Linked DNA regions of Homo sapiens: region 2 is linked to region 1. Evidence: chromatin loops called from intact Hi-C (ENCODE). Cell type or tissue: heart left ventricle. All regions are shown on one strand. Each heading gives the region's core, and the rest is flanking DNA. Links, peaks and the distances in the headings are about the cores only.

Region 1 (8,339 bases), core at 316-8,315:
ACTTTTAGTTACTCAAAGTGAGACTTGATGTCCTGAGTGAGCACCTGACCAAATCACATGAGCCTTTAAAAAGGGATCAGGCCGTTCCTGAGATCAGGAAGCAGGTGAAGATGTAGCTACATGTGAGAGGGCTAAGGAGCTAGGACCTGACTCAAGAGAAGCTGTCAAGAAAGTGGGGACGGGCTGGGCGCGGTGGCTCACGCCTGTAATCCCAGCACTTTGGGAGGCTGAGGCAGGTGGATTATCTGAGGTCAGGAGGTCAATACCAGCCTGAGCAACATGGTGAAACCTCATCTCTACTAAAAATACAAAAATTAGCTGGGTACGGTGGCGCGTGCCTGTAATCCCAGGTACTTGGGAGGCTGAGGCAGGAGAACGGCTTGAACCTGGGAGGCAGAGGTTGCAGTGAGCCAAGATTGTGCCATTGCACTCCAGCCTGGGCGACAGAGCCAGACTCCATGTCAAAAAAAAAAAAAAAAAAAAAAAGTGGGGACAGCCAGCAAGAAACAGGGAACCTCTGTCCTACAGTTAGCAAGTACAGTTAGCAAGAAAATGAGACCAGTTCTACAAGTGCAAGGGACTGAATTCTACCAAGAGCCTCGTGAGCTCCCCAGCCTCAGATGAAACCACAGCCTAGCTGACAGCTTGATTCCAGCCTGTGAGAAGCTGAGCAGAAAACCTGGCCATGCCATGCCCGGGGGTTTTGATCTATGCAATGAGAAGTAATAAATGGGGGTAATTTTAAGCCACTAAATGTACGGCCATGTGCTGTGGAGCAACAGAACACTGATACCCCAATGTTCTTCCAAACACTGGAAACCGGTGGTGTGAGCACATTCCGGACTTCCAGGTTCAGATGGCGGAGGGCTACATTCTGCCCCTTCTTCTCCTGAAAATCAATCAAACAATAACTGTTTAAGTAAATAAAACATTATTTTAAAAAAGGAAAATGAATCTGAAACAGGAAATGGGGGAAAAAGTTAAAAAGCAATTCCATTTTCAATGCTTTTAAGAGGCGTTGTTAACTGTAAACCACGCTACAGCAGATGCAAGGATCGGGCAGCAGAGCCTGGAGGCCATGGGAACAGGCCCCTTTGTCACACATGGAAGGTAATGAAGAATGGGGTGAGTGGCAGGGATGCTGTCTGAACGGTGTTCAAGCTGTTAGAATGCAGATTCTCAGCTCTATCCTGAGCCGCCTCGATGATGAAATAGACAAAGAGAAAGAAGCAGGAATGTTCTCGTAACCCAGAACTAGAGGACTAAGGGAATGACAAATCTCCAGTCCCCTTATCTGGCCAATTTCAAAATAAGAGCAATGATATTTCCCAGGCTGGAAACAGAAGGTCCTTCCTCGGGAGAAACTGAAACTCTTCAAAGATAAGACAAAGAAACGGACAAAGCAAGCTGGCCCACAATGTCACAGAGAAGTCCAGGAGCTAAGGAGCACAGTCATGGCTTTCTGTCAGCTTGGGTGCCTCATTAGGCTCAAGTCAAGCAAGAGGAAAGCCTGCAAGGTGAAAGGGGAGCAAGCCCTCCTGAAAGGAATATTTAAAAGCCGTCCAGGGGAAAACCAGGCAAAATGGAAGGACTTATTCTAAAATACATTTAGCAAAAATGAGATACTAGGGAGCTTCGAAACAGGAACAAATGCCTGTGTAATATAGAAAAGGGACAGTCAGGACCAGACCAGTCTCTTAAACATTAAAAATGACAGCAGAAATAAAACTGGTAACAGAAGGAACAGAAGATAAAAGTGGAATGAATCCCAGAAGGGGAATAAGACAAAGATGGACAATAGGAGTTCAATCAAAAAATGAGAGAATTTAGCAAGTCAAGCAACCTATAGTTATGAGTCTTGACAAGAGAACTGAGATCACCTCCTTTGAGAATTAAACGAAGAACTGAGAAAGCAGAAGGGAAGAAATGATCAAAGAAATAACACAAGAACAGTCCCCACAACGTGGATTTTCATTAAAAACGGAGTAGCAATCCCTGGAAAAGGCCCACGCCAAGACACAGCAGCAGGAAATCTCACAATGTTGTAGAGAAGTAGCATGTCCCCAGAAGAATATCCCCAAAGATTTGTGAGAGTCATATTAGGCCACGAATAATGAACTGGGACTAGGAACAACACTGGACTTTTCAATGTTAACATTTGAAGCTGGAAGACAGTGGGTTCCATGACTTCAAGATTCTGAATGTAATTTACCTCCAAACCAGAAACCTACACCCAATCTATCAAGAGTAGAATAAAGACACTTTCAGAAACACAGTCACAAAAAATTACTTCCCATGCAACTCTTTCTCAGACAATAACAGGATATGCTCTATCAAAACAAGAGTTAGGCCAAGAGAAAATTACAGAGTCCATGGTAAGGAGAATATTCCGGAACAACAACTATAGATGCCGAAGAGAACAAAAAAATGGAGTCTGGGCCACCAAGCCGAGGGGTTCCCTGAGGAGAATGTCCAAGGGAAAAAAAGGAGCGGACAGACTTCCTGCTGTGACCATGTACATGACAGGCTGCACTTGTGTTTTTCTTGGGCGTTCTCACACTCCTCCCTTTACAGTAGCAGCTAATCTGTCTGCCTGGAACAGTTCTCAGAGAAACCACGTGGTATTCTTCCTCATCAACTTCAAGGTTGGACTCAAATGCCGCTTGCCACTGAGGCCTCCTGTCTTCTCAGAATGTCCCTTCCCATCACAACCCCTTCCCCGTCCCTTCCCATCACAATCTCACACATTCCTTCCTCAATCACAGTCTCTCTCCTCAGCACTCACTACTATAAACACTACCATGTATCTCCTGATCATCTCCTCCTACCACCTGTCCCCACCAAATGTAAATTCCAAGATGACGGAGGACTTTTGTCTGTCTGTTCAGGCAAAATAATATAGTATTATTGAGGGAAAATGTTTTCTGAATACATGAATAGTCACAAGTTTAAAAAATGAGTAAAATAAAAAGACAATTGTTAAAAAAAGAAAGTTGCTAAGTAAATGAAAATAAACATCATATACTGCTTGGCACAGCAGTGAATACTTACATAATCAAAATAATGGAAACGCTGTATATGGATTAATCCAAAAATTATAACTAATGGTAGGAAAACAAGATCAGTGGAGGTCTATTAGGTTACATGGTCTTCCTCCAACATCATAGGGAGTCAACAGGCAATTTCTAAATTTAGTGACTCAAGAAAGAATAATATATACATTTGAAAATATGAAAGGAAGAATGAGAAAAACAGCTTAAGGAGTTGTAACTGGGTACAGCAGGTTGCATGGGACTGCTGTTTTATTATATATATTTTAGCTCTCTTTGATGTTTTTAAACTATGTATTTATATTATTTGATAAAAAGGCATTTACTTAAAGGGAAAACATGTTTCTCCAAAGTTCTAAGAAAGCTTAATTGTTTGTCATTCATATCATAGTGGCATATAGTAAGTACTCAATAAATGTGTTGGAAGTAGGGATGGATTTTGACTGTATAAAAATATATAAAAAATAGCTTCTGGATCTCACATTAAATCATACAGTACTGTGTAAGTTGACAACAGAAAGGTATAATGCTTCACAGAGACTGTTTTTGATATAAAACATTGACAAAGGTGAAAAACATGTAAGCATTAAAATTACAACCAATAAATTCATACTAATTAAAAATGTATAAAATTTTCTTGGTTTTGTTTAAAAATATTAAAAAGTTATGCTTTTTACTTTTGTGGCTATAGTTTTGAGCCGTATCAAGTAGCTATATACTGCCACCTGGTGGCTGGCTCCGCTTGGACAGCAGGGCTTTTGGTCAGGGTAGAGAGGATTTTCACATTTACGCCTTGTCCACTAAAAGCAAATACATCAATATCCACCCTTCCATTCATCCATTCTTCTATCTCAGCCACTGAATCCTGAACAGGAGTATCAATGGGAAGGAAAAAGAGGCATAAAGCTCAAGTATTTTATTAATAATTTATTGTCAGTAAGAAAGACTGGCTAATGGTAGTTTTCATTAAAAACCTTTACAAGACCATTGCATCACAAATATACAGACACTATAAAAACTGTGTCATGGTGGTTTTGGTTCTAAACAGGTATGCAGAAGGTCCCCGTTACACTTTCCAATAATGAAAAATGTTTATAATTCTAAATACAGCAACCCATGTAAGACATGTTCATGTATCTGATCTCTCCTTCATCCTATGTACAGCTAGAAATGAATGACTACACTGAAATGTACTAACAAAATGTCACACTTCAGTGGAAAAAGACAGAATGAAACCCTGGTTATAGTAAAAAAAAAAAAATCAGGGTGCTAGATAATGGCACTGACACCACCAAAATTCAGTTGAAACAAATGCACAAAATATCTTGGAAATCTAGTTAAAACTATGAAAAATCAAATCTGTACATAAAATTTACAAAAAAAAGAGACAGGAAAATTAAAATAATCAAATCTATATAAATACATGAATCATGCTGACAACACAGGACTGATTTTTCGTTTGATTATTTTAACACAGACAGATGTAAATCCCAAAAGACGTTGGGAAATGGCACAGCCGATGAAAACCTCACGATGACAGTAGTTGGGACACTGGAAATGGCTAGCACGTCCAGAGGCGCAGGATCCAGCGCAGCCATGCCCATTCGGCTCACCAAAAAAAGCTTGGAAGCACTGCTGCAAAGAACAGCGCGGATTACTCACATCACCTCTAGGTTCACTAAAGTCAGGCACTTTGGGGGGAGTTGAGAGTCAGACTTCCGTGTGCTGCTGGGAATCCAGGGGCGGGATCGTCACCTCTTCGAAGTGGCCGTCGTCCCCGCTCTCATAGTCACTCATCATGACCTCGGACTCCACTTCGCAGCAGGCTGACACGTCAGAGCAGGAGGCGGTGGAGGCGTACACAGACATGGGCATGCTCTCGACAGCGGGCGCCTCGAAGTGTCTTTGATACCCTGGCGGGTAAGGGGCATGGGGTTCTCTACAAGTACTATTCTCACCAGTGCCTTTTGTTTGAGGTTCAGACATATCGAGGGGATAAAAATTGGGCAAATACTGATTCAAGTTGAACCTCTGCCGGTTTCTTGATGAAGAACCCAAGCTACCCGCGGCAGGCATGTCTCTAGGAGGGTGGATGGATTCAAACTGATTGCTGAATTCGGGCGGTAACGGTGGTAGCTCATCAGCTGCGGGGAAGTCTTCTGGGGGTGGAGGAAAATCACTTTCGATGTCGTAGCCTCCAGGGTAATAGTCCGTATCGATGGCGTTTGGATCTGCTGAGTACAGGGGTGTCTGCTCATCAATCACCTCATAGTTGGGGAACTCTTGTATGTCCGGCAGAGGAACGCTTGGCATCCAATCTGATGTATCCCAGTGATACCCTTGGTGGAAAAGAAAACAGATGTCAGTGTGTTTTCTCCTAAGCTTTTGTGCCATGGAAAGAGAGCTCAGTGTATCAAAGACACAAAGATGCAACCGCATTTATGCCTTCATTCAAAGTTCACCACTGGAAATTCCTCGTCTTTGCTTTGAAGACATCCCCCAACCCACTCCAGTTTAAAGACCCCTATGAACTAGGCTCTAGTTCTAAAATGTGGACTTACAGTTTTATGTACGCAACTAACATTCAAGGAAACAAAAGGAGTCCTAAGAGAAATGGGATGCTAGCATCTAAATTATATACATTTTTCTACAAATGATTCTAACCATCCTTCTGGCTTTTCTTCTGTAGAACCCACTGCTCTGTAGGAAGAAGAGTACTGATCCAGTCTCAGGACATTAGTGAAATATCCAGTGTCACTTGATCTGCACTACTTCTCATTAAAAAAATACTGATTAATGCAACTTAAAAAAATTTTGCATTTCTATTTTTTATAGAGACAGGGTCTCACTATGTTGCCCAGGCTGGTCTTAAACTCCTGGCCACAAACAATCTTGCCAATTCAGCTTCCCGAAGTGCTGGGATTACAGGTGTGAGCCATCAGGCCCAGCCAATGCAACTTTTTAAAGTAATAAAAGTAACCTTTAACATGCTAAAGTTTAGAAAATAAGCTTCCTTCATAATAATGTAGCAAGTTTAATATTAAAATTACTATTTTTCATTAACCCTCAGACAACAAATTAACTTAATATAGGTATGTATCAAAGCATGCCAATTCAAGCAAAATACAATTGAACAAGCGTTGCAAGATTATAACACAGCCTCTGATACACTGTAACAATCAATCTGTGTTACTTCCAAAAGGACTGTGATCCTTTTAGACTATATAAAGCACCACTATTTTAAAAAAAAACTTCCAATTTTGGAATAGTTTTTTTTTTTTCCTCCTTAGGATTTAAAAAATCCTTGGAGAGGCGGGAGAAGGTTAGGCAATCCGTGCTTCAAATGCAATGCGCACACACATGCAGCCGTGTACTTAGTTACTGCTGCAAACACTGGGCGACCCAGCGTAGTCAGTCAGCACTGGGGCAAGGCTTGACCCATTGTTTTTAGTGAGTATCAATGAATAACTGGCATGCATAAGTCACCTCTTGGTTTGCTGAGGTCAGGAGCAGCCAAAGATTCTTTTGGTGGCAGAGTAGAAAAAAAAGAAAACATTTGTAATTAAAACAGTCGGCTGAAAAGGCAATAAAGGTAAGTACACAGAACAATGAAAACTGCTTACAGAGGCCCAATCAGCCATACAGCATGTCCTTACGCCAGTATCTATGACAATTCCAAATGGCTGAGAAATGTATGTACCACAAATAAAATGGAATATGGAAGTGGAGGAAAGTGACTGCGGAATGAGGAACCAGAAATTTGGCCAGAAAACTCAAATATTACTTTCTTTTCCTTGTTTCTGACAATCACAGCCTGAAAACACAGAATTTCCTTAGGAATAATGAAAACAAAACAAACAGGCTCTAATAAAATATAAACTGATCAGATTACATAGGTGATAATCCAAATACATCTACAGCTACATAATGCACACACTTTATAGCACACTGCAACTTCAAAGGACATTAAATTCAGAGGAATTCATAGGCAAACTTAGATACTTAAAGACAGATGTACAAGCTGAAGATCTCTCCAAACTGTATGTATTTTGAATATGCTTTAATATTGACACTGTGAGCCATTCCCTAAAGAGACCACGGCTACACTTACCCCATGTCTGTAATTACACTTGCCCTGCCAGGGCCCCGCATCTATACACAGAAGCCCAGCAGGAAGTGTAACCAAACGCATGTAAATCCCACTATCAGTTAGGGCCATGAGACGCCTGCCCAGGCCCTGGCTAACCTTCAGGTTCTCTCTTTGAAATGGGGTGAAAATCCGTTAGAGTTGTTATGAGGATTAAACAGGATCATGCAGGTTAAGCACTGTTAGAAACTATCAATAACTGTGAAAGTAGACATCACAGCAGAAAAACGGTCACATCCGTGATTTTTTAAACAAGGCTTTCTATGCATTCAACAGTGTTATAATTTGGGACAAATATTTGATTGATAGTTCACTTCTAGAAATTTCAGTAATTTTAAAAGACTGTGGTGTCTCTAAAACATGAATACGCCGGCATTTAGGTAACATGTATCTACAGAATCATTTTTAAGTCTAGTAACAAAAGCAGCAATTCCTTTAAACAAAAAAAGATCAACAACTTTTGTTACGTAGGCACTAGTAATAGCTTTCAACTTTAAATTCCATGTGCACTTCTTGGATATGCCAAAAAATATTTGTCAATGAAGGAGACTGCAATGAAGGAACTGTTGAAATTCTGCTTCTATAAGCTTCAATAATATTTAAAATGCTGAAGGTCATCAGTTTAACACTAAAACTTCACTAGACAAAATACAGGTATGTTTCTGATTTGCCCAGTGAAAACATGGTACTTCTTAGGAAAAGAAGTGTAGGCGTCATCAGTAACTATAACCATGAACACTGGAGTATCTAAGCCTCTTCTGCCTGATAGCAAATGGGGCCCAGAGCTATCCTCCCTCCTCCTGAACCTTGACAGCATCATGTCCTAGCATAAAGGATCCCCCGAACTCTATGATGACGTCTGTGTACTCGATGGCCTCTGTAAGCAGTTCTCGAGTGGGATCTCTAGACCGGCACCATCAGAGCTACCTGGGAACTGGTGAAAAATGCAAATTCTAAAGTCCCAACCCAGACCTGTTGGATCAGAAATGCTGGTGCTGAGAACCAGCAATTGGGCTTTTAACAGCCCTCCAGATGATCTGATTCACATTACAGTTTGAAAAGTACTAGCCTGTGTCTTCCCCATGTGATGAATTTCAGTGCACTAATAAAGGGCTATTTTAATTTAAAATAATTTGGGGAAG
Region 2 (8,339 bases), core at 81-8,080, 440 kb before region 1:
GCAGGAGGAGGAGCTAGAAGCAGGATAGACCGTCTTGAGCAGAGCAGATGCTCCGTTTGGCGGTGAAAACCATTTGGGGGAATATCAGCTGCCCAAAGAAGAGCTGTGACTTTTTAACGAGTAAAACGTTATCCAATAGTGTCTTGAATCTGGGGAATATTTTCATGTCAGGTCACGATGTAATCCTATGTTTCAGGCATAAACATTCAGAGTAATTCTGTAGTGAAAATGAGTTCCGCATTTGAGTTGCTAATTTCGTCTTCGCCGTTTGAGTCTTTCAACCGAGGGCATCTTTTGTGTGACGAGTGTTATTTCAGGTGCTTAGCTTAAAAGATGAATAAGGTGTCAAGGTCACAACAAAAAGTTAAAATGTGAAAAGATCTATATAATACAAAATGCTATGGGAGGTCCAAAGAAACAAGAACACAGCATCTTCGTAGAGTAGCAGGTGATGATGATAATAGCAGTGAGAGGACAGTGCGGTGGCTCATGCCTATAGTCCCAGCAGTTTTGGAGGCCAAGGCAGGAGGATCACTTGAGCCCAAGAGTTCAAGACCAGCTTGGGCAATATAGTGAGACCCCATCTCTACAAAACATTAAAAAGTTAGCCAAGCATGGTGGTAGACACCTGTAGTCCCAGCTACTAGAGAGGCTGAAGGTGGGAGGATAACTTGAGGCCTGGAGGTCGAGCTTACAGTGAGCTGTGATCCTGCCACTGCACTCTAGCCTGTGGAGCAAAGCAAGACCCTGTGTCAAGTAATAATAATAACATAACAATAATAATAGCAGTGAGCAGGTAAACCCGATTTATGTAGCACTGACTGACACTTCATATACTTTATCTACAGATGTGGACACTGAATTCAGGAGAGGAAAAGTTAACTTGCTTAAAGCCTCAGTGGCAGAGCAAATTTGAACCCCCCATTATTATTCTGTAGATATGTATCACAAAAGAACAATGTTTTAGCTAATTCATCATGCTGAGTTTTAAAATTATTTCTCAGTCATATATTAACTCCTATACCAGTATGTTTTTCTTAGTGTTCAAAACAAATCTATTTGATGTAACTTTTAGTTGTTATTTTATGTCATTAGTATTTGTATGTTTACCTAAAAAGTTACTGAGTCACATGTAAACAAGAAATAATTAATGGCTTGAAAGCAACTGAAGAGGGCTAAAGGTAAAGCAGTTTGTCAGCATAAAGCGTGTCCTTTATTCTTTTCTCTGGGGCCCTTTCTTTAACATCTTTATCCTCAGAGTTACCTGGTTGTCCGTAAGATACCTAAGCAACAAAGAGAATAAAAACAATCATATAATTCTATTATTCTCTCTTGCATGAGACGTATCTATGGAAGGTAGATGTTCTCGCCAATCTGTACATGGTAATTACTTTGTTTTAAAAATTCTCTTTGTTGGCTGGGTGTGGTGGCTCATGCCTGTAATCCCAGCACTTTGGGAGGCCGAAGCGGGTAGATCACTTGAGGTTAGGAGTTCGAGACCAGCCTGGCTAACATGGTGAAACCCTGTCTCTACTAAAAATACAAAAATTAGCTGGGCGTGGTGGCAGGCGCCTGTAATCCCAGCTACTCAGGAGGCTGAGGCAGGAGAATTACTTGAACCTAGGAGGTGGAGGTTGCAGTGAGCTGAGATCAATTAGGTAGCCTTATAATCGAAAGCAAAAGCAAACTTTTTAAAAATGCATTTTAGAGTGGTGTTCTAACTAGAAATATTGAAAGTTGAAGTTTTTCCTGATTCATGACCATATCTTATGTTAATATATGTTTTATTTGTAAGGGAAAATAAGATTTCTATTGAAGAACAGAAGTTGTTGATTATTAAACATCAGGAAGATATTTTGACTAGAGGAAGTAAATGTTTTAAGCGGTTCATTGAAAGGACATTTCAATGATTAACAGGAACTGTGCTACACCAGTTAGGCTTAATAGTTTATTTAACATCTAGATATTTCTTCTGTTTTAGTTCTTCATTAAATTTTAATATCTTCTAACTCTTGAAAACTCAGTATACCCACAAACAGCAATGCTAGATTAAAGCAAGTTAGGTGTCTGTGTGGCTTCTGAGTCTAAAGAATTTGATGTTTCTTAATTAATATGGGATTAATGATTTTTTTACTGGAGGAGTGGTTGGGTTTTGTAAGTAAGTCCCTTGTCCCTGGTCAAGGGACAACTGGGACCTGAAATCCCTGAAATACTGTGAACTGTTTGGGGCAACTTTTCCTTCTCTGGCTGAGTCACAAAAAGTTGATGTTGTCTTCAGTTCACATAAAGGTACATATAGGTTAATGGCAACCTTGATTTTAAGAAAAAGAAAAATGATGACATCCTAAGTCTCAGTTTCATCAGGATGGGGTGTGTGTGTGTGTGTGTGTGTGTGTGTGTGTGCGCTCATGCACAGGTGGGTTTGGAGGGATGTGGCAGAACGAGAGGAGCAACTTTGTATAAAAGAGAAATTTTAAAAGTCTTAATGAATAAAACTATATTATTACATTAGGGAGACTCGTCATGTTTTATTTTATTTCCAGAAGAGGACTGTCAGAAGGACGTAGAAGGCACGGTTTTACTGTGAGGAGCAAAGATTCTTTACCTACGCATTTTACAAGAAATGTGCAGAAAGCCATTGATAAATATACCTGGTAAGAATTCACCTTGCTTCAGATTACAAAATCACAAAATGCCCGTAACAAATGTGGGAAGGAAGTTAGTGACTGGCCATGAATTTCTAAAAGTAAGATGCAGTTTTATTTTTAACCTAGTGTAAACATCACACTGTAAAAATATTTCAAAATTAGTATACTGTGAAATTAATAAATATATTTAATGAAAGAAAGAGGAAGCAGGCTCAGAAAAGTGAAGCCACTTAGCCATCCAAGCCCTTCCAGCAAATGTGATTTCTTTGCTCATGTTCATTCCTGCAGCAAATCCTTGTCATCCTTTTCCTCCAGCGGAAGCCATACACCCACGGGAGCCCACACCTCTTGGTCTGGGTCGGCCACACAGAGCTCTACCACCGGCTCATCCACGGAGAGGGGCTCCGTTTATTCCTGGAGAGATGACGTATGTCTCAGAATATTTTGGATAATCTTGTAATTACAGTTTATAGTGAAGAGTTGCTTCCTTATATTCAAAATTATTTTTACCAATTATAAAAGCATGACCTATTGCATACATACATGTACATACATGTAAAAGCATGTACATGTTACATGTGAAAATAATAGATCACGAACCGTGGAGGAAAACAGAACTCCCTCGTGACCTTCTGGCCCCGTCTTAGCTGCCCGCAGTTTTCTTGTTTCCACCCTGCAGCCGGCTCTCCGGGTGTGTGCTCCTTGTGACTTCTTGGATGGTATCCATGGCCGGAAATTCAGGACTTGAATAAGAAAGAAATGCTGGAAAAGTAAAAGCTGTGGCAGCCACTGTGATTAGAGAACTCCCCGCCAGTATTCCCAGTCGGATATTTCACCTTCACCCCCTACCGCTGGGGGCGCTGTTGCCTCTGAACTGCTTTTGTCTGTGTGAGCCTGGGATTCTGGCTGGGCGAGCTCTGCCTCCACTGCTCCAGCTTGCTCAGGAGCTCACTGGCTCCAGTCTCCTCCCTCCCCCTCCCTCCAAGGGTCTCCGTGGATCCCAGGACACAGCCCTCCTTTTTAAGGCCCACCTGGCTGCAGCACCTTGGGTGTTCTGTTTTACCTCGTTTATGCTGGGTGTTTTGTTGTTGTTGTTGTTGTTTTTTGCTTGCTTGCTTTCTCTCTCTCTCTGTCTCTTTTTTTTTTTTTTTTTTTTTTTTGAGACGGAGTCTCGCTCTGTCGCCCAGGCTGGAGTGCAGGGGCGCGATCTCGGCTCACTGCAAGCTCCGCCTCCCGGGTTCACGCCATTCTCCTGCCTCAGCCTCCCGAGTAGCTGGGACCACAGGCGCCCACCACCACGCCCGGCTAATTTTTTGTATTTTTAATAGAGACGGGGTTTCACCGTGTTAGCCAGGATGGTCTCGATCTCCTGACCTCGTGATCCGCCCGTCTCGGCCTCCCAAAGTGCTGGGATTACAGGCGTGAGCCACCGCGTCCGGCCTTTTCTCTCTTTTTTTTTTTTAAGACAGAGTCTTGCTCTGTCACTCAAGCTGAGGTGCAGTGGTGCCATGTCGGCTCACTGCAACCTCCGCCTACCAGGTTCAAGCAATACTCCTGTCTCAGCCTCCCGAGTAGCTGGGATTACAAGTGTGCACCGCCATGCCCAGTTAATTTTTGTATTTTTAGTAGAGACGGTGTTTCACCATGTTGGCCAGGCTGGTTTCGAACTCCTGACGTTGTGATCCGCCTGCCTGGGCCTCCCATGGCATGAGCCACTGCGCCCAGCCTCTTTGCTTTCTTTAAAAGTGGTTCCCCACTCCCACTGCACATGGGAATCCGCTTCTGTCCGCAGCTGTGCAGCTGTGATTCTCAGGGGAGCCGGCAGGGCAGGTGCACCGAGGGGGTCTGAAAGGGACTCAGCTCAGCACTGCTAGGAGGACCTTTCACGCACGCAGCTCCCTTACTTAGGGGCAGCTGCCTCCTTCCTCTCCCTTACGCCCACTCACCACCATCCCTCAAGCCCGCCTTCCTTGGTAGAAGGCTGAGCACCACTGCTTTACTCTGTCCAAATTCTAGGATTCTTTTAGTACAACGTTTAATGGAATTACCAGGGAAATTCGTATAACTTCCATTAATACTCAGGCCTCACCCTAATAACCACACTTCTTAGGATAACTAAGGATTTTTTTTTCCAGTTCATTGATTTAAGGAGATTAATGGCCTTTTCTACAAAAGTAATTTTCTTTTCTGTGGTATCACCAGAAGAAAAAAAAATCTTGTATTTTGCAGGTGTGCTTAGGTGTGTCAGGCACAGCTCTGTGAGGAGCTGCCTGTGTTTGCAGACATACAGATGTGGACGTGTCTGTGTGTCTACGCTGATGTCTGTGGCAGTATGAACACGTCCATCTATACCTCTATCTATGCAAATTCTTGAGTCTCATAACTTCCGTGGCAGAAGTTTTCTCTATTTAACAGTAAAAGAATCCGAGGCTCAGAATGAGATGGCATTTCTCAGAAAGGTAACAGCTAGAGCACAGGTGTGTCTGACTGCAAAGCCACCATCTTTTTACCAAGTGATGCACCCTCCTACATAGTGGGTGACAGTAAATGTATAAGTAGCGTTGATCCAGAAGCCCGCAGTTCTGTAACTTGCAGTGTTGTAACCAAGTGTGCATTTCTGTTTAGGAATTTGACGAAGCCAGTTCACAGTCAGTGCAGCGGTTACTCTGGGAGGTGGAGGAAATGTTATTTGAAGGGAAAGTGAACCCTCAGACCCAGAGTCTGCTGGCCGAATGCGGGGAGTGGACAAGAAGATCCCTCCATTTGAGGTGGGACCTTGGTGGTGGAAGTTCTCTGGGGTGGGTTTTCCAAGCACCCACCCCTGACCTGCCTCGATACATTCAGTACATTTGGTGTGAAAGTGCCTGCCCAGTCAGAATATGGATGCAGAGCGCAGTCCTTCACTGAGAGATCACTTTCCTCTTACGGCGTCTGAGGAAATACTGAGACATTCCAGTACTCAAGCGCCTTTTAATTTGTGAGAAGCAAATTCAGGCCATCCTGAGAAGGGCATGACACATATACGAATGCAAGAATGGTGGAGGCCACCTCTTACCTTCACATTCACTGTGTGTGAGCAGCACATGTCTGTCTTCATCACAGAACACAGCGAGGGTGGGCAGAGATGATTTGCTGAACGGCTGGATAGATGGGTCTTCCCATCTCACCCATTCCTTATGTAGGGAGGAGCATGTGTTACTTTTCATATCAAAGATGGAGAATATGGATTGGGTATGAAGGCAAGCTTTTCTTTTCTTTTTGCTTTTTTTTTTTTTTTTTTTTTTTGAGATGGAGTCTTGCTCTGTCGCCCAGGCTGGAGTGCAGTGGCGCGATCTCAGCTCACTGCAATCTCAGCCTCCTTGGTTCACGCCATCCTCCTGCCTCAGCCTCCCGAGTAGCTGGGACTACAGGCACCTGCCACCACGCCCGGCTAATTTTTTTTATTTTTAGTAGAGACGGGGTTTCACCGTGTTAGCCAGGATGGTCTTGATCTCCTGAACTCGTGATCCGCCCGCCTCAGCCTCCCAAAGTGCTGGGATTACAGGCATGAGCCACCGCGCCCGGCCAAAGGCAAGCTTATCTTTCAGTCACTCAGCCAACGTACTGGGGGACAGTTTATCAAAGTTACCTGAGTTCCTGTGGATTCTGTCTGGGGAGAATGAATCAGAACACTCATGTAAATGTGGCTGGATTTCCTGGTTACATTCACTAGGTAACTTTTACAGAAATCTTGACCAACTAGGGTTGTTTTTTTTTTTCTTTTCAACCCTTAATAAGCCACCTGCCCTAAAGAGTATGATATGTCCACTAGATACTAGTTGTGGATACTCACTTTTCTGGGGATGATCACTCACCAGAAATTCGGGAGCTCACACTTATTCTTGTCACTGCTGTCTTACATCATTGATAGAAATGGAGGGAAGGTGGGAAAAGATTGTCAGGTACATAAGCCAAGTGTGCATATTTATATATTTGTATTCTTGTTATGTTTGTGTTTAACTGTGTATTAGTTAATATGTATGGAGGGCTTCTTTGTGCCCAGTGTTGCCTTAGACACCTGAGTCTGTCATATATGATCTCTAAGCCATTCATCAGCCCTGCAAGGTAACCATTATTATCCTGTTTTGCAAATGAAAGACAAACAAATGAAATTAGCCTGAGAACCTTGCCTGAGACTGAGTCAGTGGAAGAACAGTCTGGCCTAAACTCTCAAAGTCACACTTCTGTGATGCGTGATGCTTCCCACGTTCCCATACACATCTTATCATACACATGCCTTCAAAATCATTGTCTCCTACTTTTAAAATCTCCAAACATTTTCCCTTTGTCTGATCAAAAATGTCAGTAGCTTCTCTTTGACCTCGCAGAGTATTAGGAAGACAGCTGATCCTGCCCACTGACAAAGGCGTCCAGCATTTCCAGGGCAGCACTCCTGCCTCCGCAGTCCACAGACCCCCGCTCAGTGCCTGCGGACACAGCAGCAACATCAGAGAGTATGTTCAGATAAGTGACTCTCAAAAAGTATTGTTAGCTGTATTTTAGTTATACTTTTTCATGTTTATCTCATCTATAAGCCTTGGCTCCACCCATTTTGGAAATTTAGATTCTGATGAAGGGCAGGTACAGAGAACAATTTTTATAAGAAGCTTTTGATTCTGAATTGATGATAGGTGTATATGTGTGTATATAGAGAGATGTGTAATATATATATGGAACACACATGCACACACATGGTAGTTACCTTCCATGTTTGTTCCAAAGGCGCTGTGAAAGGTGGACTGGGTGCAGGATGGAAACCGCCTCACTGTGATGGATTATAAGCCTCCAGGCGGTGGCAGCAGGAGAAATGAAGCTCTGTCCTGTCGTTTCTGTTCACTAGCAGATTTTGATGACTCTATGCCATTCACACATATTTGGTGTGCCGTGACACAATGCAGTCCTTTCACTGCAACCAAAGAGGGTACAAACTCATAGAATAATTTAGGCTTTTAAGAAGCCCTTAAAATGTTTAATGATGCCTGTATTAAAGTGTTTTTAAGGACGTGAGTTTTGTCCAATGTAATATTCAACCGTTTTGGGAGGGGGGGATTCTGTACTTTACAGATAATTGAAAGATCCGCCATGATCGTTTAAGCATTGCGTTCTTGGTGTTCTATAAACTCCCATGTAGAATCTGTTTTTTTCCCATAGGTTGTGCATTTCTGGCTCTCAAATAGTCCCAGCAGCACTCTCAGCCTCTGCCCTGCCAGGCCCTGATGACACAGGGGTTGCTGACCTAACGGCACGTTCATCCCTGGAAGAAGAGGTTTACCATGTGGATGGAAAGATTGAGGAGTATTTCGCTTTTGACAGAAAAGAGGAGTAAATAGAATCTTATTTGACATTGACCTCATAAAATAATATTAATTTATTTGACATTTATTGTTATCGTATGCTCATTAAGTGTTTTGTGTATTTTTTACTCACCCAAAAGATTTCTGTTCTTTTGAGAGTAATGTACTCCCCAGAGCTTTTGGATTCCTAGCCAGCGGTGCACGTGCGGGAGCAGCGAAGAGGGTGTTCAGTGCCCTTGTAAAAGCAGACAAGGCTCCTCGCAGCCCTGGTCCTGGGGGCTCCAGGTTCCCCAGCCCTGGCTGCCCAAAAGGGCCTAAGGGGAGTTCCTGCCTCTGTACTAAATTCGTATTTTGTTCT

What was found. Peaks named below come from ENCODE experiments on the same cell type or tissue, not always from the same donor. Only the 100,000 strongest peaks of a DNase experiment are listed, where the experiment ranks them.
Region 2: it touches region 1 in a loop (5-fold over the local background); 4 of 110 quality-filtered maps call a loop at or near these places.

Annotation. Positions count from the first base shown.
Region 1 is chr4:186,583,832-186,592,170 of GRCh38, forward strand. It overlaps FAT1 (FAT atypical cadherin 1), which reads right to left. Exons shown (of 27, transcript NM_005245.4): 27 at 3,963-5,389. The coding sequence ends at 4,761. Among named protein-coding and RNA genes, the nearest start is that of MTNR1A, 32 kb to the left of the region's middle. RefSeq lists enhancers at 1,069-1,238, 4,312-5,511. In heart left ventricle, for the core only: CTCF peaks have their summits at 3,778 (motif pointing left) and 3,978; DNase peaks (open chromatin) are centred at 3,770 and 4,922.
Region 2 is chr4:186,146,630-186,154,968 of GRCh38, forward strand. FAM149A (family with sequence similarity 149 member A) reads left to right here. Exons shown (of 14, transcript NM_001395294.1): 2 at 2,544-2,654; 3 at 2,937-3,075; 4 at 5,274-5,416; 5 at 7,016-7,141; 6 at 7,839-8,009. Among named protein-coding and RNA genes, the nearest start is that of FLJ38576, 41 kb to the right of the region's middle. RefSeq lists an enhancer at 2,091-3,290 and a silencer at 3,309-3,504. In heart left ventricle, for the core only: CTCF peaks have their summits at 3,505 and 3,708; a DNase peak (open chromatin) is centred at 3,532; H3K4me3 peaks cover 803 bases.